Linked DNA regions of Homo sapiens: region 2 is linked to region 1. Evidence: read pairs that join two places in POLR2A ChIA-PET (ENCODE). Cell type or tissue: OCI-LY7. All regions are shown on one strand. Region 1 overlaps ZCCHC7 (zinc finger CCHC-type containing 7). Region 2 overlaps PAX5 (paired box 5).

Region 1 (4,000 bases):
GCTTGCAGTGAGCCAAGATCCTGCCACTGCATTCCAGCCTGGGAGACAGAGTGAGACTCTGTCTCAAAAAAAAAAAAAAAAAAAAAAGTTTAAACAAGACAGGAGGATCACCTGAGCCCAGGAGTTCAAGACCAGCCTGGGCAACAAAATGAGATCCCATCTTTACAAAAAAAATTTAAAAATCAGCAGGGTGTGATTGTGTGCTCCTGTGGCCCCAGCTACATGGAAGCATCAGTGAGCCATGTTTTTGCCACTGCACTCCAGCCTGGCTCTGGCTTAAAAAAAAGGCGGGGGGAGTGAGGGGGTAAGAAAAGAGTCAAGAAGACCTGAATCTTTTTTTTTTTTTTTTTTTTTTAATGAAAATGGCATTTGTTCCAGAGGCAAGAGTAGCCTCCAAATTAGTAGAATGCCAGATGGAGATGTGGGGTGGGGTGGGATGGGGAGAAAGGTGTTGAAGCAACTCAATCATGCTACTACTAATAGTTCCTCTTGGGTTGAGACTTAGGATGGTATTAAATTCAATTGTTTTCTTTTCTGTTGTTTTTATACCCGTGTGTGCTCTTGATATTATATTGAGTTGGCGTAGTTGCTTGCAGTCAGTAGATAAGAATAGTAATGGGATAATATGTATGAAAAATATTGACAGCACAATACTTTTCTCTTTCATGGAGTTCAGACATAATTTGGGAGAAATAAAGATAGGTAGTCAATGTCTATCCAGCACATCCTAAAATTTATGTTCATTGTTGTAGAAAAATGTATATAATCTAAGTTCCCATAGTTTCAGGAGAAAACAAATTGTAAATTAAACTTTCTGTATTTTTGCTCCATACCCCAAGATTTTACATATCTACATCTAACTATAGCCTCTTCAAGTACTCCTATTGTTTGAAAACAGAAAACTTTAAAATGGAAAAGTGGGCTCCTCCTTTTGTCCTTTCTTACTTGAATTTTCTATTTTGAAAAGAATAATAGGGGAGAATTTCACAGGGCTCTAATTTATTTGACCCCTCTTTTTCCTGTTTTCCTATTATGACTTTAATAATATACTTTTATTTGAAAATATTTCTAAGAGTCACTTTTTTGGGGAGAAGAATTAGTATGCAGTTTTGTTATAGGCACCTCAGTTAGATCATAGTAATAATGGTGATATAAGAGAAAAACAATTCTGACTCTTATAAAATTATCAGAAGGGAAATTTTCCAGTTTATTAAAACAGAAAGGACAGTTGGTTTGGTTTAGTCATCAAAATAAACTCTGACTAACTAGATTCCCAAGTTCTATATTGTGCTTGAATTTTCCATTGGGAATGAAACATTCCACTGCCCTTTTTACTGTTTAACTTAAGCTGCTGTGAACACTCAGAGAATGGCCCTGTGGCTGAGCTGCTTATTTTTTTTTTTTAATCTATTCATTTTATACTTTCAGACAGATTTTTCCCTGGGGTGAAACAAAGGTTAACTGAAATTTCCTCTGTTGTGTACCTGAACGAATCAGCAGTTCGAGAAGGAAATCCCATTGATGGGCCAAGAGAGTGACAGGCTCTATTTAAAGAATTCCCCCGACTGTGTGGTAGACCAGCCATGCCATGAATTTAACTGTTCCTGTGGTCCCCATACTTGTACCCACCAAAAAAAAAGAGAGAGAGAGAGAAAGCGACTTTGTTCTGCAAACGTTGGCCTAAGCTTTGAAAACCATGAGCCATTGAGTTTTGTGAATTCAAGTTAGACAGTAACAGAGGCCAAGACTCTAAGCGAACAATATCTGAAAAGGAAGTACACAAAAACAGGTAGAAACTGTTTAACTGTTTTATTTCTCTGTGTATATACATATTTATGTGTGTTTATACACACAAAAAAATACCTTTTTTGCATTTTATGTAGCCAGTCCTAATTACATTTGATCAATAGTGTTTGTTAAATTTTTTTAAATATGTAACAAATATGAAGGTTTTTCTTGTTTTTACAGCTTTTTTGCTCCATAAAAGTATCCTGGTTTTTATCAGGACATATTATATGTATTGGAAATGAAAGTCAGCACGGTGTGAGTTTAAATGGTTAAAAAAAAAATGGATTTTTATATTACCTCTGCAGGAGCTTCTGTTAGGACCAGCTCATGTATTTTGTATTTTTTCTGTATAAGGGAAACTGCTTTAAATATGAAAAGATGGTATCTTAAGTTGGATTAAACATCCGTAATTCATGTGTATTTAACCTCAGGACTTGTGAGCCTTGTTGAAAAATCCAGCTTTAAACCTTCCCTGTAGGCCTCAATAGTGCATACTGCATTGGGATTATAAATAGTCAGTCTGTTTCTGGAGTGTAGGTTAGTATGTATTCCCAGGAGGCATGAACTATTTACATTTCTAACAAATGTTTCACATATGTTGCTGATTCATATTTCTATGTACAAATTTAGGCTTTAATTTTTTTAATTTCCTTTTTTATTAGAAGTTTTGTTATAAAAAGTTTCTTAAGTGTTTCATTCTTTCTAGCATGGGTGGCTTAAGGAGATTGGAGGGGAGCGTTTCATTTATTTATATAGAGATTTTGATGTTTTGAAAGACAATAGAATTAATAGAGAAAATTGTCCAGATATCCAGCGCTTGGATTTTTGTTTGAGAAGTTTGAGGAAGCAGATGCCATTTGAGTTGGTTTCTATGGAAAAATTTATCTTAGAGATGATGTAGGGCTATATTTATGTTCACAAATGAGAAATTGAAGCTGAGAGAAAGAGAAAATGTTTAATACATAATTACTCAATATGTCTTGGAAGAACCTAGGTTTTTATTCATACCTGGTGTTTCTTTATAAACTGCCTCTCTTTTATCTTGAGATGGTATTTTCGAAATTATTTCTCTTTCTCATTTTCTTCTACCATTTCCTGACATTTTCTTGTCTTTTGTTCTATTCTTCTTCGTCTCTTATTTTTCTATATTGGTTGTACTGTAAATAGGTTGCTAGCAACACACCTTAGGAGCAGGCTTTTGGGGAATGGGTCTAAGTATTCCATTTGGCCTATAATAGGCTATATTGTTGTTTTGGAATATAATTTTGAAAAAATCAAATTTATATTTATCCTGCTAGTTGATCAAGCTATAAATCAATCAATACTTACTAGTTGCTGCTTATATAAATAGAAGAGTTAACCAGTGACTCAGACAGATGACAATTGACTATTAAAGATTTTTTTAAATTGGCATATGTTTAGGAAAATCACTTGTTTCTTCAAAATTTATTCATTAAGCAGTATTTTTTGAGCACTTACTATGTGACAAACACCACACAGGTGATAGAGATACAACAGAGAGGAAGATGGAACTGGTTCCTGTCTCCTTACATCCTGGTGTAATTATATAATAAAAGTTAACCACAAGTAGAAACTTGGGGCATTATTTTTGTAAAATCTCAGTCAAGTTTCTCTCTACATAGAAGACTAGTATAACTTCAGATACCATCATTCATATCCATATCAGAATATAGTCCTATGTTAAAAGTAGAAAGATGCAATTTTAAACATGTTTTCCCATTAGTAATTGTCATGTGGTACATGATGAAATGAAATTGTTGAAATGAGTACCAGTAATTTTATTATTAGAGAAAGTCAGAACACTATTAATAAAATAATTTAGGGAGATTATATAGCATATTGGTTAAGAGCATGGTTTGGATGTAAACATGGGTTTGAGCCCTCTAGTCTGCCACTGAGAAGATTTTTGGTATTAAATCAATTATTATTCATATTTTTATGAATTCATAAACCTCACCTGTTCTCATCTGTGAAATAAAATTGTAATACCTACCTTTATAAGATTGTTATGAGAGTTAAATTAGAAATACAGGCTGGGCATAGTGGCTTATGCCTATAATTCCAGCACTTTGGGAGGCCAGGGTGGATCACTTGAAATCAGGAGCTTGAGACCAGCCTGGGCAACATGGTGGAACCCCATCTCTACTAAAAACACAAAAATTAGCTAGGTGTGCTTGAATTCTCAGCTACT
Region 2 (4,000 bases), 280 kb before region 1:
CCAAAGCTCCTCCACAAAGTGGACTTGGGTGTGGAGCCCAGCACACCCTGCCCTCGGGCCGCATATCTGCACGCACACAGGGTCTTCTTAAAGGCCAAAGCTCAGGCCACAAGGGCTCTGCCAGGCCCGCTGCTTCTATCCAAGGGGTGACCATGGGGGAGGCCAGCAAGAATGCCACAGTCTCACCCTGCTGCCTGTCTGTCTTGCGGAGGGCTCAGCCCTTTCCCGTGTTCACGAAAAGGACAGCGTGCGGGCCGGGGGACTCGCTCCTCTGCAGGTAAGGGGGGTGTTCGCGGGCACCTCTGCTGCCACCCGCGACCGAGCGCCGGAAACAGACCCCGTGGAGCGCATCCCCGACGGGGCTGCGCGGGCCTCTCTTACCTTCGTCTCTCTTGCGCTTGTTGGTGTCGGCGCTGGGGGACGTGATGCCCAGGATGCCGCTGATGGAGTACGACGAGCCGGCCGAATCCGTGCTCACCGAGGACACCTGCGTCACGGAGCCAGTGGACACTGCGCGGAGAAAGACGGGCGGTCAGGGCCGCAGAGGGCTGAGGGCGGCGGACCGGCTGTCACCGCACGTGAGGCTGGGGGCGGCTGGGAGGGAGCGAGCGCAGGGTGGGCAGGGGGCGCTGAGGACCCTCGCTCTGCGGAGGCGGCCACACCTGAGCCACGAGCGCAGGCCTCGGGCGGGCCGTGTGCCCCAGTTCTCTGCGATGGGGGGAGAAAGGGAAGGGTGGGCACTGAGAAGGACTGACCCCTGCAGAAAGGAACACGGGGACACGGGGACAGGAAGGGCTTTCGCTTAAATTCCAGCCTATCCATGGATGCAGGAAGCAGGGGATGGAGAGGAGAAAGAGGGGAGCCGGGGCCCACCAACAGTCAGTGCTTAAAAAAAAAAAAAAAAAAAAAAAAAAACCTGAACTACTCGTTAGGCATTTCACCACCTGCCTGCACACCCAACCCAACCTTGGGTGCAAACACAACTACCTGAGCACAAACTCACGCGCACGGCTAACAAACTCCAAACCGCAGAGTGCCCCTTCTTTTTATAGTTTTCTTGCTGCCTTTTCTCCTTCCAGTTTCCCCCGATTTGATTTTAATATTAATTATGACAATAACAATAACTAACATTTTCTGAGAACTTACTCTGTGCCAGGCATTGAGGCATTATCTCATTTAATTCTGAGAACAATCTTAGAAGCTAGGAAATGTGATAATCCTATTGGAAAGGTAAAACTCAGAGAAGATAAGTGGCTCACCCAGGATCATACAGCTAATAAGAGGCAGAGTGCCTGGTGCCGGGGCTCACGCCTGTAATCCCAGCACTTTGGAAGGCAGACGTGGGAGGATCACTTGAGCTCAGGAGTTCAAGACCAGCCTGGCCAACATAGCAAGACCTACCAAAAAACTTTAAAAAAAAATTAGCCAGGTGTGGTGGCACAAGCCTATAATCCCAGCTACTTGGGAGGCTGAGGCAAGAGGATCACTTGAGCCCAGGAAGTCGAGGTTGTAGTGAGCTATGATTGTGCCACTGTACTCCAGCCTGGGCAGCAGAGCAAGACCCTGTCTCAAAAATAAAAATAAAAAATAAAAGAGACAGAGTGGTGATTTGAACCCAGAGACTAAAGCCTCAAACCCTATAACTAATCTGCTTCGCACTAATAAACAATGAAGAGCAATAATATACTTCACATGAATGCAGTACTTTTCATTTGATGATTGCAACAGCCCAGAGTGCTATTATTTATCCCCATTTATCAAATAAGGAAACTGAGGCTCCACAGGGAAAGTGATTCAAAGTCATCTAGCTAATAAACAGCGGCACCAGAACTTAGCCTTGGGTTTACTTACTTAAAGTCTAGATTTCCCCCGCCCAGAAATAGGGGCAGTGGTTGGTGACTTATTGTGACTGAGGCTAGGTCTCAAAGTTCCTAAGAATAAGAATTGGATGGGAGGTGGGGGGCAACTTTTGTGCAAGTTTCACATTAACTTCTGGCCCCAGATTCCTAGGGAGAGACCAGTCCATCAGCAGGGGCCTCTCCAGCTGTACAGCTGAATTGCCATTTCTGGGCTGTGGGAATTCTTTTTTGATTCATTAAAACCTACAGACCAATCTCAGACACACTTCCTTGGGCTATAACCAGCTGGAGGCAGGTGGAGCCACCTTTGACTCTTAAGAGTAGGAAATCACTAGAAATGGTGGTGACTGCCTGAGAAGCCCTTCACGGCTTCCCTTTGGAGCAGATCCAGCTCCTGGCTCCTACAAACCTAGAGGGAGCCATGCCTTTCTTCTCACATTTCAGTTTGATCTCACATCTTCCTTAAGAGACACAGAGGCAGAAATCGTTAACTTCTCTTTTTCTTCACCAGAAGAAGCTCCTTAAAATAGATTTATGCAAATCCCACAACCTTTTCTGTATTAACATGTAAAAAACAGAGGAAGAAAGAAGATCCCAGGTCACTTGGTACTTTAAACAACAACCACCATATATAACCAAAGCTCACCATGTTGCTGGCAGAGCCCATGACATTCGTTTTGGTGTTTTGTGATTGCGCTAGGCTCAAAAGACCCAGATTCCACTTTTGGCCCCACCACTTACTGGCAACATGACCTAGGGCTAGTTATTTCATCTCTGTAAGTTTCAGTTTCCTCACTCCTCGGTAAGTTTGTGAACTCTAAGGGGCTATATGTATGCGAGATGTAGTTTAATTTAAAAATTTCTGGGACAGAACAAAACATGCTGCTGACCTACAGTAGAATTATTCTTCTAAACCAAATGAAAGAATATTAGCAGTTATACCCATTTGATTTTCAGTGCTATGTGACCTGAAATAGTTGGTCAGCTACAAGTGAAATCTCAGCCACAAACATTCCCCCAGGAAGCCTTCCTTCACCCTCTTCACCCTAGCCCAGCAGAGCTGGTGGTTCCTTTCCTTCTGCCCCCACAGCACCCATCCCTTCTTCTTGAGCTTCATCTCTGTCTTGCAAACTTCTCTTCATTATATTCCCCCTTTACCTTGAGAATGGGGATTTTGTCTTCCCTTTCTTATAGGCTTGGCCTCTGATGCCAAGGTCTGCACCGCAGGGACTTAGCAGACACTTTCTGAAGGGATTACTAAATGAGGAATTATTTCATGGCAGGGAGGAAATCTGTCTTACCTTTATCCAAAGAGCCAACCATGGAGGATCAGAGGCCTCAGTGAGCACCTGGTTAGTGCCCCTCCACCCACAAATGAGGAAACTGAGGCTCAGGGAGGTGAGAGAACTTTTACATTTTACTGGGTGAGGTAATGACAAAGTTGGAACTGGAGGCCAGGACTCTGCCCATTCCCCATCACCGTGTGAGTTCAAGTTCTCAGTTAAAGAAGGAATAACAAAAGTGTGGAAATGTTACACAATCTGAGGTGTGATTCTGCAGGATTGACTGTGGCAACCAGAAGTGTCAGAGACTTGCTAAATCATTGCCCACTTTCTTATATAGTACAATAACTTTTCCCCCAGCTAACCAGCGGTGTTTCCTGTATCCCAAGTGGAGAAATAATACACCTTAAATAGACACATGTCATTTCACAATCTTTGAAGGGAAGACAAAGGACATTTCTGAACTCTTGAGCACTAGGAAGTATGACTCCCACTCTGTCGGGTCACAGCCACTCTCAGACGTCACCTGCGAGCACTGGAAACCCCACTGGCAGCCCTTGACAGTTCATAGAGTTCATGAGATCGAAGCAAGAGAGAGAGAGAAAGTAAGTTTGGGAACTTTTGCCACATCTTCACTCAAGACTGCAAGTGCACAAAGAATTGTAGAAGGGCTGGTTGATAGAAGAAAAAAACACATTCAAAACTACTTACTGACTAATGATGCAGAAAATGTTATGAATAAGTATCCCTTTCTTGATTTATTACTTTAATTATCTGACATTCTATAGACCCCCATTAGTGGATTTTTTTTTGGCTTAGATTTCAATTTTCTGTCTCATGGTGAAAGCTATTTATCAT

Evidence for each region. ChIA-PET counts read pairs that join two places held together with the same protein. Peaks named below come from ENCODE experiments on the same cell type or tissue, not always from the same donor. Only the 100,000 strongest peaks of a DNase experiment are listed, where the experiment ranks them.
Region 2: POLR2A ChIA-PET joins it to region 1 with 5 read pairs; 4 of 35 experiments call an interaction of 5 or more read pairs at or near these places.

Annotation. Positions count from the first base shown.
Region 1 is chr9:37,282,540-37,286,539 of GRCh38, forward strand. All of the region lies in intron 2 of ZCCHC7 (zinc finger CCHC-type containing 7), which reads left to right. Among named protein-coding and RNA genes, the nearest start is that of LINC01627, 110 kb to the right of the region's middle. In OCI-LY7, no CTCF peak of the experiment used is centred here; DNase peaks (open chromatin) are centred at 1,552, 2,287 and 3,306; H3K4me3 peaks cover 2,640 bases; H3K27ac peaks cover 4,000 bases.
Region 2 is chr9:37,002,267-37,006,266 of GRCh38, forward strand. PAX5 (paired box 5) reads right to left here. Exons shown (of 10, transcript NM_016734.3): 5 at 382-510. LOC105376032 (a long non-coding RNA gene) reads left to right here. Exons shown (of 4, transcript NR_188579.1): 1 at 1-277; 2 at 434-578; 3 at 3,503-3,747. Among named protein-coding and RNA genes, the nearest start is that of PAX5, 30 kb to the right of the region's middle. RefSeq lists an enhancer at 3,553-3,602. In OCI-LY7, a CTCF peak has its summit at 2,224; DNase peaks (open chromatin) are centred at 354 and 2,395; H3K4me3 peaks cover 3,752 bases; H3K27ac peaks cover 4,000 bases.